Linked DNA regions of Homo sapiens: region 2 is linked to region 1. A link is a contact called in ENCODE Hi-C or POLR2A ChIA-PET data. All regions are on one chromosome and are shown on one strand. The core of a region is the stretch at or near the end of the contact, and the rest is flanking DNA. Distances in the headings are between cores, read along the strand shown.

What was found. Hi-C counts contacts between places; a loop is a spot of excess contacts on that map. ChIA-PET counts read pairs that join two places held with the same protein, here RNA polymerase II (POLR2A). Pooled maps may share reads with other maps.
Region 2: a loop to region 1 is called in a map with no recorded cell type, with 11 times the contacts of the local background. The contact joins two enhancer-like sites. A Hi-C loop is called at or near these places in 1 of 37 single-sample maps with no recorded cell type and 10 of 50 pooled maps. POLR2A ChIA-PET finds 5 or more read pairs at or near these places in 1 of 52 experiments (CD4-positive, alpha-beta memory T cell).

Annotation. Positions count from the first base shown.
Region 1 is chr1:84,940,843-84,948,661 of GRCh38, forward strand. It overlaps MCOLN2 (mucolipin TRP cation channel 2), which reads right to left. Exons shown (of 14, transcript NM_153259.4): 7 at 6,191-6,290; 8 at 37-149. Among named protein-coding and RNA genes, the nearest start is that of LPAR3, 52 kb to the left of the region's middle. RefSeq lists enhancers at 4,124-4,418, 7,308-7,507 and a silencer at 7,188-7,237. Within about 2 kb of position 4,314, at least 24 of the 41 ENCODE cell types and tissues checked have a DNase peak (open chromatin) inside an H3K27ac peak, as active enhancers do.
Region 2 is chr1:85,293,308-85,301,126 of GRCh38, forward strand. No RefSeq gene overlaps it. Among named protein-coding and RNA genes, the nearest start is that of BCL10, 21 kb to the left of the region's middle. Within about 2 kb of position 4,809, at least 24 of the 41 ENCODE cell types and tissues checked have a DNase peak (open chromatin) inside an H3K27ac peak, as active enhancers do.

The sequences.
Region 1 (7,819 bases), core at 3,064-5,563:
CAAGAGGGCAGGAAGAGAATGCGAACACACTCTTACCTTCCGTAACCTTAGAGCAAGAACAATGGATCTTGTACACAGAATAAGAGATGCCAAGCAAATCACAATGACAAATGCATCAAACACCAGGACATACTGAGCATTTTTCTGAGCTGAGGAATAAAACAGAATTCAAATGTTAAACACACCTTACCGGAGAATAATTTCCAAACAAAATGGCAGTGTGAAAAGAAGTTCAAACAATAAATGTTTTGTCTATTGTTAAAACAAAATGGTAAATATCAGAAACAAATCACACCGCATTCATTCAGAAGTACATATGTAAGGCAAAACATTCCCTGATATAAAGCTATACATTTAAAAACATGTGAGCTGGGCCAGGCACGGTGGCTCACGCCTGTAATCCCAGCACTTTGGGAGGCTGAGGTGGGCGGATCACGAGGTCAGGAGATCAAGACCATCCTGGCTAACACGGTGAAACCCCGTCTGTACTAAAAATACAAAAAAATTAGCCAGGTGTGGTGGCAGGCGCCTGTAGTCCCAGCTACTTGGGAGGCTGAGGCAGAAGAATGGCATGAAGCCGGGAGGCAGAGTTTGCAGTGAGCCGAGATCGTGCCACTGCGCTCCAGCCTGGGCAACAGAGCGAGATTCTGTCTCAAAACAAAAAACAAAAAACAAAAACAAAAGCAAAAACTATGTGAGCTGCTAATAAATTCACTCAAATTTATATATAAATATTTACTGTAGAATAGAATTCAACAGAAAGTGATCCATTTGGGCTCCATTCAAAAAAAGGCAAAACTGCTGACCTACTCTGAGTTCTTTCACATAAAAGCAGAGACATCAAGTTCACCATTAATAAGAGAACAAACAAATTAAAACACCACCACTCAGAATCCCCACTTCTGCTTCTCAACCTCACTGTGCACTTTCCCAGGACATAGTGCCAATCTTATAAGCCTTCTCTGTATGTAGAGAAAATTACTTCTTGGAACAGAAGCAAGGAGGGGAGTGGTAATCAGATTTTTGGTTTGGAGCACACAGCAGCAAGAAGAATGTATGGGAAGGAGATGAATCTAACCTTAGTTTCTCTCAGACTTCACGGTAGTGTCTCCAATCCCAGCCCAGCTCTCTTCTGCCTGACCCCCACCTTCTTCACCCTACAGCCACACTGATCTTCCTTCTTTCCTGCTCTCACCTCAGGGACTTTGCACATGCTGATCTGTCTGCCTGGAACAGCACTTCTCCCACATGCATGGCTCAGCTTATTTATTTTCAGCCTCAAGTTCCAAATGAAAAATCTCCCATCTCAGAAAAGAATTCCTTAAATTCTCATCTCTATTAGCCCTCTCCTATATACTTTCATGGTTCTTGGTTACTACACACACCCAGAGCTCCTTTACTTTCCTCTGCACAACAGACACTGACCTTTCATTACATCTGCAAAGGCAGCACAGCATGGAGCACAGAGACAGTGTAGAATGGGAAAGAACATGGTCTCTGGAGCCCGACAGCCTGGCTCTGAATCTCAGCTCTGTACTCAGAAGCTGTAGAGCCTTGAGGAAGTTGCTTAACCCCTGTGCCTCAGTTTCCTCCTCTGAAAAGTGGGTAGAATTAAAAAATACCTACATCATAGGGCTATTGTGAAAATTATGCAAGTTCATATACAAAGAGCCCATGAAACAGCCCCAGGAAAATAATAATAGCAAACACTTACAGTGGTTACTATTTTATCATTAAGTGTCCATCTTCCCCATCAAGTGACAGGCTCTCTGAAGCAGGGCCCATAGGTAGTTGCTACGGTTTGAGTTACTTGTCTCCTCCAAAACTCATTTGAAATTTAATCCCCAATGTGACAGTATTGAGAGGGAGGGCCTTTAAAAGGTGATTGGGTCATGAGGTCTCTGCCCTCATAAATGGATTAATCCACTCATAGATTTATGGGTTATCAAGGGAATGGCTCTAGTGGCTTTTTAAGAAGAGGAAGAGAGACTTGAGCTAGTATGCTCACCCCCCTTACCATGTGATGCCCTGCACTGCCTTGGGACTCCACAGAGACTCCCAACCAGCAAGAAGGTCCTCACCAGAAGTGGGGCTCCGACTTTGGACTTCTCAGTTTCCAGAACTGAAAGAATGCATTTCTTTTCTTTATAAATTAGCTAGTTTCAGGCATTCTGTTACAAGTAACAGAAAACGGACTAAGACAGTAGTGTTGAATACAGCACCTGTGCTTAGTATAATGCTTCAGTATACTTTCAAATTAATGAAGAGAATCAAGCAGAACATAAGACCACTGAATAATCTAAGTTAGAACTTATGTTGGTCTGAGCTAAGTTGCGGCAGAGTGAAAGAGGGCACAGAATCGTAAGAGATGGAGAGAGTCATGGCCTGGTCTCTAACTGGACTTGGGGAATAAGGAAGAAGGACAACCAAGAATGATTCCTGGTTCCCTGTCTTGGGCAAACTGAGTTTACTCTGGATATTCATGACAAGAGAAGACTATTCAGTGGCAGTTAAAGCCATGGGAGTGACGGCCCCTCAGAGAGACCACTGGGAAGGACAGCGTCGGGGATGGGGAGCAATGTTTGAGAATTAGAAAAGGAGATGAGCTCAGGAATGGGATGGAGCAGAAAGGCCAGAGGAGAAGCAAACAGAACCAGGGACAGGCGACCCTCAGAGAACAGACTGCGGTCAGAGTCTTCCACAGCAACACCTCTGCAGAGACAGCATTGAAGAGAAATGCCAGAGTGTCTATGGACTTAGTAATGCAAAGATGTGGGTGACACTGGCATGAGTGTCTGAGGGCAAAGCAGCTCCTACAATGGGTGGCGAGCAGAGACAGCCAGCTGGTAAATGCAACTCTCTGAGCAAATGATTTCATCTTACTAAGCTTCAGATGTCCCACCTACAAAATGGGGAGGGCAAGCGTACTGGTTCCTGAGGCTGCCATGAGAATCAGGTGGAACAGTCTGTGTGAAGTGCTTGTTACAGTAGTGCCCAGTGCCTAGCACTTACATTTACCCTTAGCCATTTACACTCAAGAAAGTTATCTTGAGGTATCATCTAATGGGTAGGTAAGAAAACAACTTAGCTCTATCATAATGCAAGATTTTTTTTCCCCTTGGATCCATGGAATGGGGCAGAGGAAACAGAGGCAGCTCTTGGGAAGATAAGACTGAAAATCTTATGAAATGCAAGGACAGCATCTAGTACCTTCCTTTCTGACATAAAACTAGAACACAAATCTCTAAGACAGTTTGCATTGGACCTTGTTTACAGATGGGAAAACAAGCAGGCTTAGAAACAGAAACCAGTCCTCCTAACAGAATCCAGTATAGGATTCTGTTTTTCTTTGAATTACTGAGAAGACTAGTTCTATGGTATGCTAAAAATATGTATTTTATGAACATCTTGGCCAGGCGCGGTGGCTCACGCCTGTAATCCCAGCACTTTGGGAGGCCGAGGCGGGCAGATCATGAGGTCAGGAGTTCAAGACCAGCCTGGCCAATATGATGAAACTCTGTCTCTACTAAAAATACAAAAAATAGTCGGGCGTGGTGGGGTGTGCTTGTAGTCCCAGCTACTTGAGAGGCTAAGGCAGAAGAATTGCTTGAACCCAGGAGGTGGAGGTTGCAGTGAGCAAGATCGTGCCACTGCACTCCAGCCTGGGAGACAGAGCGAGACTCTGTCTCAAAAAGAAAGAAAGAAAGAAAGAAAAAAAACATCTATATCACCCATCACTGGGGAATCCCGCCAAGAAGGAGTCCCCCAATTCCTCCCCAAGCCCCTCATCTCCAAATTCCTATATTTATGAAACCAAGTTAAATGAAGACATGGCACATTTAGAGAGGGGACTTCGGAGTCACAAAAGGCAGCATGAGGTTTGTATGTGAAAATGGACATTCACCTGCATTTGCTTCAATATGGGTAATGACAAAGGAGAGAGGAGCCTGGGGGTAAGCGTGTGGGTGTGAATGAGCCTCTGAACTGTTAGAAATAGTGTAAGTGTCCCACCAGATGTCGCCCTTGTCCTTGCCCACTTCCCCCAAAGCCAAGGCAATCTCAATCCACCAGACAGCTTCATATAGGGGAAAAAGTCCATTTCCTAAGATGGTTTCCAAACATAAGTTTTTTAAGGCTTTCACATCACATCATCTTATTTTAAATTCACATTCTCCTAGTGATAGAACCTGGTTTCTTAAGACACAGCTCTAGGAGAATATGTAAATCTTAAAAGAGCTTTTACCCAGTGGTCTAGGAGGCTTGTGTTTCTCCTCATTGGCCACAGGAGGGGGCTAGAGATACTCTCTTCTGAGCACAAGCAAGGAAAACCCCTAACGTTGCAAGGAGGGCAGCAGGCGGAAGGAAAAACTCACTGTTCTGGAAATGCATTTGACTGACTAGCTTGGAAATTTCCATCATTTTGATCTTTATAATGATATTCCAAATCACATATTTGACAAAGGTTAGTTTCTTTTCACAGAAAATTGGCAACCTATACTTGGACTTAGAAAATATGCCCCTGATCTCTGCGTATCTGTAAGAGAGTGGTGTATGCTGGGGAATAGTAACCACTTTTTAACAGAAACTGAAACTATAATCGGTGGCTTAAGTCAGTCAGTGAAATTATTGAAACCAAAACTTCAATCGTCAGGACATATTATACATCTGAAAAGCAGCAGGCCACAAATCAAATATACTTTAAAACAAATATAAAACAGAAGCCACAGGTATTTTACATTTTATTTCATTCTGATAACCTGGTCAAAAGGAAAGTCATTTAAACAAAATCTGCAAAATAAAAAACACTGAGCATCCATCATTAACATCATCCTAATTCTTTACTGAGCAAACAGAACAGGTTCCATAGGTAGCCCATGATATTTTATTTTATTTTAATTTTTTTATTTATTTTACTTATTTTTGAGACAAAGTCTCACTCTGTTGCCCAGGCTGGAGTGCAGTGGCATGATCTCGGTTCACTGCAGCCTCTGCCTCTCAGGTTCAAGCAATTCTCCTGCCTCAGCCTCCCAAGTAGCTGGGATTACAGGTGCATGTGCCACCATGCCCGGCTAATTTTTGTGTTTTTAGTAGAGACGCGGTTTTGTCATGTTGACCAGGCTGATCTTGAACTCCTGACATCAAGTGATCCACCCGCGTAGGCCTCCCAAAGTGCTGGGATTACAGGTGTGAGCCACTGTGCTCAGCAGTAGCCCATTTTAAACATGTGGATTAAGAGATGTTTTTTGAGCAATGACTGAGTAAATGACTCAGCATTTGCAGCGGTTGCTGTCTGGGCTCTGAAGGCCCTGATCCTTCCCCACTGTCCAAGGCTCAGATCAAAGCATACCTTCTCCAAGAATCATTTCTTTTCCTACTCTGCCCCACTCAAACTTATTACCTTTGCTTTTTTTCTCCTCATACTTTTTGTATGTATACCCTTATTTCTCTCCATAACACATCACAGATTTTATAAGCACGTCAGTCTCTCTCACTAAGGCATTTTCTTCCTTTTCCCATAATGCCTAGCAATTAATATGTGCCAACTCTTGTGTTCAGTGCTTTGCTTTATATACTAATTCATTTAATATTCAATATCCTGGAAGGTAAGTTTAGGCTGAGTATGCCCTATCCAGAATGATTTGGGACCAAAAGTATTTCAGATTTCTTTTGATTTTGGAATACTTGCATTATACTTACAGGTTGAGCATCCGAAATCCAAAAATTCAGAATCCAAAATGCTCCAATAAGCATTTCCTTTGAGCTTTGGTCATGTCAGTGCTCAAATGTTTCAAATTTTAGAGCATTTTGATTTCAGATTTTTCCGATTTGGGATGTTCAACCTATACTATTACTCTCATTTTACATAGAAAGATACTGAGACAGACAGGTTAAGTAACTTGTACAAGATCACAGGCACAGTAAACAGAACTGGGACCGAAACCCAGGCAATCTGGCTCCAGAGCTAAGCTCCTAACCACTGAGTCATGCTACCTCTTCTAAGAGGCATATAATAAACATTTGCTGAATTAAACAAAAATACAAGGCTTTGGGATATTCTTTACAGGATCTAATGCTCGAGGCGGTTTTCTTCCTATTATCATGCAAACAAACCATTTAAATACCCCAAGCCACAAAATAAAGTGTTAAAAATCATCTATAATTCCCATGGGCAAGTATATAGCATACTTACTAGATCCAAATATGTTCAAGTCTTTACATTCTTCAATTTTGGCATCACTGTCAAAATAGATTTTGATTTTGCCACTGTGAGCTTTATTGTCAAAGATAATCTGGAGACACAAATGTATAGCGAGATTACAACACAGAAGAAAGTATAACATGTTAGATCAAATCTGCTTAAAAAAAAAATCACTGGCATCCAGTGTGCTGATCCAAAGAGAATTACACAGGCCAGCAAAATGGCTGACTAGAATTACTTGACACTCATTTCCTGCACCCCCCACCACACACACACACACACACACACGGGACCAAAATAATGAATAAACAACTATATTTTGACTGAAATCACTAAAGAAGTACACTGGAGAGCACCAGGGTAGCAGGAAAATCCTGTGGAGCATGAAAGCCCAGGACAGCAACATAGGAAGGGGAGCAAGGCACCCTGCCTCTGCCACACTGTCTCCCCAGCCAGGATCAGCTTAGAGCCAGGGGAATCTCTTTGGATAGGAAAACGTTAGGCTAGAGACTCTGGTGGTCCTCATTATGGCCACAGAATGCCAGCAGTCCTTGCTACAGGAGAGCCCTCCAGTCCTCACAGGCTTTGAATCCAGTTTGGAGAGGTGCCGGGAGTTCATACAGCCATGCTGCCCCAGAGTGGAAGCACACATTGCGCACTCTTCACCTCTGTGACCTAAGCTGCTATGGCATGACACCATTTAGAGACCAGATGCTAACAGAGTGTGTTCTGCCCTGGGGGCCAGTACTCTTTGTGTCTCTCCATCCCTGAAGTCCTGCCATTATTCTACCATGTTCACAAAGGTGCCTGCAACACCATGACACTGGCTGCCTAGAGCCTAGACCTGATGGAACATCTGAGACCCTGACATCTGAATCCATGCAGCACCCCTTCCTGCCCCTGCCCCTGGGAACAGGCAGAAGTGCACAGCAGGAAGCTGCCAAACAGCTGGCTGGTGTGCTGTGCTTGTGCACACTTGGGCCACACAGTTGGCTGTCTCTCCACACCCACACAGGCCTGACAGCCAGTTCAGCTGTAACTTCGCATCTCTAAAGAGCCTGCCTCACAGCCTACTGGCCCCACCACAACCATGCACACCTGGCCTGACAACCAGCTGGGCAGCAATTGCCCCTACCCAGTTGAAGAGCCTGCCACACAGCCTGCTGCTTATCATGTATGCACATGTCCAGCCCGACAACAAGTCTGGCATCCCTGCCTCCAGCAAAACTGTGTCATTGCTGTTAAAAACTCCCTCAGCTTAGGCCACTGAGCCAATCACAGACATCACTGACAAGGAGTACAACTGAACAAACTGCATGGACACCATACTACTGAGTCTGCCCAGAACCAAAGCCACTATAACCAACCAACACCCTAGGGCCCATCTACAGGAAAAAGTCTATCCCTGTGAAAGCTATTCCATAAAATTGGAAAAAGCAACTATTTCACTAGATGCATAGATAACAATGTAGGGACACAAGAAACATGAAAAGGCAAGAAAACATGGCACCCAAAAGAACATAATAATTCTCAAGTAGCAGACCCCAAAGAAAAGGATATTCATTAAATGCCTGAAAAATTCAAAATAATGATCTTAAGAAAGCTCAGTGAGATATAAAA
Region 2 (7,819 bases), core at 3,559-6,058, 350 kb after region 1:
AACATCTTATTGATTATTTTTTATATTGATTACCACATTGATATAATATTTTAGGTAGACAAGGTTCAACAAATGTATTAATATTAAAATTAATTTCACCTGTTTCATTTTGCTTTTTAAAACTGTGGCTACTAGAAAATGTGAAATTACATATGTGACTCTCAGCATATTCCTAGTGGACAGAGCTGGTATAGAACATCCTCAGAATTGTCCCACCCTGGTACATATCCCAAGATCCAGGTTCCCCACTCAACTCTGCAGCAGGACGTCCACAGTTCAGCCCAGACTCTGCTGAACCAAGCCAAGTCCAGCTACTTTTCCTGCTTTCTCCTCCATGTGAGGTCCACATGTCTGTCCTGTAGCCCAGCAAGGAATCATGTGAACGAGAACACACAACTCCACAATAACAAGGCTTATATACAGGCGCAATACCTGATCCTATATATGAAGTGGGTTAATGTTTTAAATAATTCACTCTGTGTTCTTACCCACCCGCAGCCTGCACACCTCTTCCAGCTTTGTGCTCTCTGATTTTCTTCACTTGCACTCTAATGATCTTCCTCCCAGCCCAGAAAACTCGATATGAGTTATCATTGCTTTAGGGGAAGGATGTCGCTCTTGAAGCAGAGAATTAGCCAAATTTATAGTGTTTAAGTTCAAAAGTCACCAGTGCAGGTATAAGACAGAAACAGCCTGCTGCATAACTGCAAAATTGCAAAGAAAGCTTTGCTCTCCAGACTAAGGAGTCCACAGACTGGGGGATAGGGAGATGCTAAGGACCCCAAGGGCAGAAGGAGAGATAGTTGTCCTCTATGGACTGTAGCCCATAAGCTCTATACTCCTGGAGACCCCCACTGGTCCTGAGGACCTAGATTAGATGTCTCATTTGCCTGTGGTGAACATTGCTCATGGCCTGCAGTCACAGTGATGACTAGCAAGGCCCAAAGACAACCACCTGTTCCCTAGGGCTTTGTTCAGCCCTCTGCCCCTCACACACCACGTGAAAAGTCCCTGCTTCCAACGGTCCAGGGCACTTAGAAGCCCCAGGATTGAAGACTTGGTCTCCTAGAGGGTCTTCATGGAATAGTACCCGGGCAAGATGGGACCAGACAGAACTGGCCCCAAACCTCTCAATAAGTCAAGGCAGTGGTGGACACATTGGGTCACATATTCTCATATTCTTCAGGTAGGAATATGTCTCCAAAGGAGACATCATCTTTGGAAATGTGTCTCTGTCCATAGCTAAACCAATTTCTTACTTTAATGTGCAGAGCCACATCTCTCTTTGAAGCCACATTATTTTATGCCCATCTTCCTCCCATCTCTCTTCCAGTCCATCAACAGGATTCCCTCAACAGAGGAACAGTTTCTTTTTTTTTTTGAGACGGAGTCAAGCTCTGTCACCCAGGCTGGAGTGCAGTGGCACGATCTCGGCTCACTGCAAGCTCCGCCTCCCGGGTTCACGCCATTTTCCTGCCTCAGCCTCCCCAGTAGCTGGGACTACAGGTGCCTGCCACTAAGCCTGGCTAATTTTTTGTATTTTTAGTAGAGATGGGGTTTCACCATGTTAGCCAGGATGGTCTCTATCTCCTGACCTCATGATCTGCCCGCCTTGGCCTCCCAAAGGAACAGTTTCTTAAACATAAATTCGGTTGAAAATTACCAAGTATTAAAAAAAACAGGGTATGATCTCACCTAGTGTCACCTTATAACACATACACCTGGGCTATAAAGTCAGAAAACCAATGGAATGAGTCAGAAATAGTCATCGCAGGAGGCATAAGGCTGCTTGAGCTGGCTTCATAATTACCCACAGAGAGGTGTGTTTGGGTTGCATTCAGAATATACTCTATCTTGTTTTGTTAAAGTGGTTGGACTTAAGTGGATACATTCCAAGAGTTTTCTCAGGCCCTGACATCGATGAAAGAGGAAGATGGAAAGCTGCCCACAGGATTTCTGCAGCATTTGGCTTCCTTAGGCCAATGTAGACATTAAAACATTGCTCTGTCATTGACCCACGACCTCTGTTTTAGCTTCCCTAACACTGGAAACAAGTGTTTAATGCCCTTAGTGACCCAGCAAATATTTCAGAGGGCAGCCTCTTATATTTTATGCTTCCACTGCCAGGTGATTGTGGGCTAATGACAGAAAAGACAAATGGAAAACATCTGGACATTTAAAGGGCAATGATAATAAACTGCTTCTCAGATATTGGAGTCTGAGCACACCATCTGTTGACTAAGGTAAAGATGGTAAATGTTTTTGGGGTGATCCCCAACTACATACCCCTTTTTCTGAACCCTGTATCAGCTGCCACACCTATACAGTGTGACCCTCTTCCCTTCATAGTTGAGTGGACAAGATGTAGACACTGGACCCAAGCTGGACTCACCAGGTTTTCCCTTGTGGAATTGGGAAATGGGCCTCTGAGGTTCTTGAGCAGCATGTTTGGCTCCTGTGCACAGATCTGCAGTGAGAGAGCAGGAAATGGATGCACAGAGGAGAGATGAGGACAGTGCAGCTGGCAGAGCAGCAGCGCGGCAGCCCCTGGCCCCTGGCTGGCCAAGTCTGGCTCTCTCCTGAGGTCTTGTAGTGCCACGTGTTTCCAGGTGCCATGACATATCAACAGTAGCCCTCACCTCTGCTTAAATACCTGTGGGTGTCTGTGAAACGTATGTTCCCTGCCATCCTTTCAGAAGCTCAGTCTGTACAGTGAACACAGGTGGTGTGGCTGGAACCATTTCTAGAAGGGCTCTGCACGTGAGCATCACCACTTTCCTGACGGTGTTCTTTTGTATCTTGAACTGTTCTCCCAGTAAAGATGTCTTCTGGGCCCTGCAGTCCATGTTAAAGAGCCAGGTAGACAGGTCAGCAAAGGACAGAAGAACAGCTTCTTTTTTGTCTGTGGTGGTCTACATTTTAAGGTGTCAATTCAAGTGGGCAAAAGGGAGAGGAGAGCCTGCCTACCTTTCTCTCTTTCTCTGTTTATTCATTCAATGGACTCTTTTTTTTTTTTTTTTTTGAGATGGAGTTTCGTTCTTGTTGCCCAGGCTGGAGTGCAATGGTGTGATCTCAGCTAACTGCAACCTCCACCTCCCGGGTTCAAGCAATTCTCCTGCCTCAGCCTCCCAAGTAGCTGGGATTACAGGCATGCACCACCATGCCCAGCTAATTTTGTATTTTTAGTAGAGACAGGGTTTCTCCATGTTGGTCAGGCTGGTCTCGAACTCCCGACCTCAGGTGATCCACCTGCCTCAGCCTCCCAAAGTGCTGGGATTACAGGCATAAGCCATCGTGCCCGGCCTTTTTTTTTTGGAGACTGAGTTTCACTCTTGTTGCCCAGGCTGCAGTGCAGTGGCATGATCTCAGCTCACTGCAACCTCCACCTCCTGGATTCAAGCGATTCTCCCGCCTCAGCCTCCCAAGTAGCTGGGATTACAGGCACCCAACACCATGCCCGGCTAATTTTGTATTTTTAGTAGAGATGGGGTTTCACCATGTTGGTCAGGCTCATCTCAAACTCCTGTTCTCAGGTGATCCACTGGCCTTGGTCTCCCAAAGTGCTGGGACTACAGGAGTGAGCCACTGCACCCAGCCTCAATTGACTCTTGTTAGGCACTTATCATGTGCTAGGCACTATTTAAGATCCTAAAACTATTGTACCTCATGGAGCTTACATCATAGTGGAGGGAGTCAGACAATAAATAAACATACAGTTAAATAATTTCAGATCACAAACAGCTATGAAGTAAATAAAACAGGAAAGTAAAATAGAGAATGACTGTGTGGTGGCTTCTTTAAGAAGGATGTCAGGAAAGGACATTCTGAGGGGGTGATGCTGAATGGACATAGGAATGAGAGAGAGAGGAGGAGCCGACCACAGAGAAACATGTAGGAGCAGCTTTCTAGAGGGAGTGCCAGCATATTCAAGGGTGCTGGAACCTGTCTCCCTTCTGGCCTCCCTTGCTTCTTTCTTTTCCTTTACCTTTTCTCAAATACTAACTGAGCTGGCACTAAGAGTCAGGAGCTAACTGAAATGGATCAAAAGAAGAATAGAACACAGGCCTTTTTTTCTCTTTTCTTTTTTTGAGATGAGGGCCCCACTATGTTGCCAAGGCTGGTTTTGAACACCTGGCCTCAAGTGATTGGCCTCTTGAGTAGCTCGGATTATAGGCGTGAGCCATCATAACTGGCTAGGACAGAGTTTTTGCCTTGGAGAAATTCACAGAGCAGGGAAGGAGAAAGACAAGTCATTAAAATATAGATGGTTGTACTTAGTAGAAGGAAGCATAAAGTGTTATTGGGAAGACCATGGAAGCATAGACTGCCTGCTGGGTTCTCCTAAACACCTGACCAGCAGCTGGGTCCTCAGAGGAGAAGGCTGAGTCTCTGAAGAATCAGAAAGCTCCATTTCTTTCCAATGTAATGCTCTCTACCTTAGGAGCCTTCAAAAATTCTGCAGAGTGGGGAGCTTCTTTGACCAATCCAGCAAAGCACACACACCAAACACTAATGGGAAAATGGAAAACTGGAATTGATTCAAGTCGCTGAGAAAACAGGAAAGGTGGCTTTTATTTGGAGGACCAGGATGCAGACATAAAATACACACACACACGCACACACACTCTCAGAGGACTGAAGGCAAAAGAAGGAGTTGGCAGTCATCCCTGGAAATGTGTAATCCAAGAACGAAAGTTTACAGAAAAGGAAGAAGCCTTACACAGGGTCACAGTGAACCCCTGGGGATTTATGTAAGTGACTTAGGGTTTAAAGCGAAACTGTGTGTTGACTTAATGGTATGACTCATTTAAATGGAACGGACTTTTAAAAACACATACACGAGGATTAGGTTTTCCATTTATTGTTGTGAGGCCATGTGATACTTAATGACACTGAGGTCCAAAGATACGGAAGCTGCCCATAGAATGCGTCTGTGTAAGAACAAAAGAGAAGCAGGTTGCATCCCTTAAACAGTTGAAAAGGAAATGCTAGGCTCCAGCCACAATACCCTGTGGGCCGTCAGACTAGAGCGGGTGATGAGTGGGTGCTGGATGCTAGGTAAACGGAAGAAGTGACTGCAGTGGTGGGAGGTGTGAATGCCAGCACATAGCTTTGGTTTGTGGTAAACACCAGACAGGGCATGGAAGAGCGTGTTTTAGTTATTCTGTCAGAACAGCATAGATTAGAGGGTGACCAGATGTTCCTCTTGAGGGAACTTGTCACTCTATAAACATTTTGCCCTGAGAAGACTTTGTGGGAGAGGAACAGTTCTTGGCTAGCACTGGTCCCTGTCAGAGTTCCTTCTGTACCTGGTGAATTTGGGAGGAAAAACTGGGAGCGTGGCTCAAAACCTTATGTCCTCCTCCTGGGAGCACTCATGTGCTGTGAGCACAGGCTCTGCTCAGCTCCTCCAGGTAGGCCCTGGCCAGGGTGGAAGCTTTCCCTGGCCCAGCACTCCCATGAAAGGGTTGCGCCTAAAACTCAGGTTCCATTTGCCAAGAGATACAAGCTGGGCCTTCCAACCTAAACTTTATCAATGGTGAATGTGATATTTTGGCCTCTAACCACTTGGTCTTTTATCTTATTCCTCAATAGGTTCAGAAATCAGGGTGGGAAGTGAAATCCTATTACTGAGACTCCAACAGCGTCCTGGGGAGCACCTCAAAGGGTCTTCCAGAGTTGTTGAAATTGGGGTTCAGCCAGAGGCCTGTGTACCTGCCAATCTGGAGAGACAAGTCTTGTATGTCAGGACAAAGGAAACACGTATGGTTTCTGATACAATCCCCACACCAAGAATTACAAGGGCAGACACACTGAATGCCAGGTGTTAATTTATAGTTGAGCCACTTCTCACCTGTGCAGAACTAGCTAGCATGCTCCAGGAGGAGGGTCACCACTCGGGAGAGTATGTCTCTATCCCAGTCATGCAGGGATGCCAGCTAGGTTCTCAAAATACCACTGATTGCCTTAGGGACTGGAATGTGCACAGCAACTAGAACCAAAACCCACCAAATAAACCAACCCAGCACTTTAACTGATGGCATCTAACACATATTTAATAGTTCTTGCTCTGAAAAATGAAACAATAAAGCATAACTTTCTATATAGCATTTTAGAGTTAAAGCACTTTTAGACACATCTACTTTGACCTACGTTACAACCTCAGAGTGTTACTGTGATTTCCATTTACATGAAAGGATGAAAAGAGGAAAAAGGATGGGAAAGAATAGAGGGGGATAGAGAGAGGAAGGCAGGAAGTGAGTTACATCTGGGGGGGCAGATGTCTGGGACCACCATGTGCACCTGTGTATCACAGGTATATGTACTGCACAATCATCTACGGTGGTCTCAGAGATATCTGCCAGGTCAGAAAGAGCATAGAATTGTCAGATTATTGCCGTTTATATCTCTAACCACATCAAATTCCAAAACAACTTATGCTACCGAGTGAGGCAACAATTCTGCCACTCAGCAAAGTCACATTGTCCAGGTCTCGTGTCCAGGTTTTGGGTCCTAAATGTCTTGCTGTGCCAGGACTGGGGCCTTTTCTAGGGTTTTCTGGGGCAGGCATGACCACAGCGGAAGAAAAGTTCTATTTCTTGAGCACCCCCAATGTACCACACCTGCACAGAATAGGAGCATGCATGTTATCCTCTGCAGTTCTCTTCATGACCCGTGTGGTAGGTCTATGGTAGCCTCATTTTATAAATAAAGAATTTGAGCCTCAAAGAGGCTAACTTTCCTACCCAATCCAACTCTGGGGTCAAATGACCTCTGAAATCTCTAGAAGGAACAGGACAAACATTAAGATGAATTAAAGGAGTTGGTGGATGGTCGCAGTGGCTCATGCCTGCCATCCCAGCAATTTGGGAGGTTGAGGTGAGAGGATTCCTTGAGGCCAGGAGTTCAAGACCAGCCTGGGCAATGTAGGAGGATACTGTCTATACAGAAAAAAAATTCACTGGGTGTGGTGGCATGTGCCTGTAGTCTCAGCTACTCCGAAGGCTGAGGTGGGAAGATCACTTGAGCCCAGGAGATTGAGACTGCAGGGAGCTGTAATCACACCACTGCACTCTAGCCTGGGTGACACAGCAAGACCTTATCTCTCTATAAAAAAAGAAAAAGGTAAAAAAAGAAAGGAGTTAGCAGCAAGAAAGGTGAATACTTACTGAAGACAAGGATGAAAGAGTGCCCCTGAGAAAAAGCCACCAAAAGGGGAGTGTCATCCGGGCTGGGAACCCAAAGCAAGCAATCACCCAGATCCTGAGAATGGGATCATTTTTTGCTTTTGTTGTAGTATGGGAAGTGTCCAGTTTTCACAGAATGCAGAATAAAATTACACTCATATATGAGTGTGGTATTTTCTGAGGCAGATTAGCTGAGATAAATCACTTTTTAATTTATCTAAACCTCTACTTTTTACCTTGGGAATTAAAAAAATACACAGAACTAGAAAAATATAACGGAACCCCATGTGCCAATTATTTGCCTCAATAGTGATCAGCATTTGCCACTCTCTCATCATGTGTCTCTCCACATATTTTTTCCCTGGATTATTTTAAACAAATCCCTGTTATCATATCACTTTTACTGTAAATACTTCACTATATATTTCTATGAGAAAAAGATATTTTTAATATAATCATAATGCCATGATCACACTAACGCAAATAACAATAATTTCTTAGTATCATTCAATATCCTATCTATATTAAAATTTGCTATACATGTCTTTTTATAATTGGTTTATTTGAACCAAGATCCAGACAAGGCTTGTACATTGCATTTATGGTTATGTCTCATGTGGAACTTTCCACCT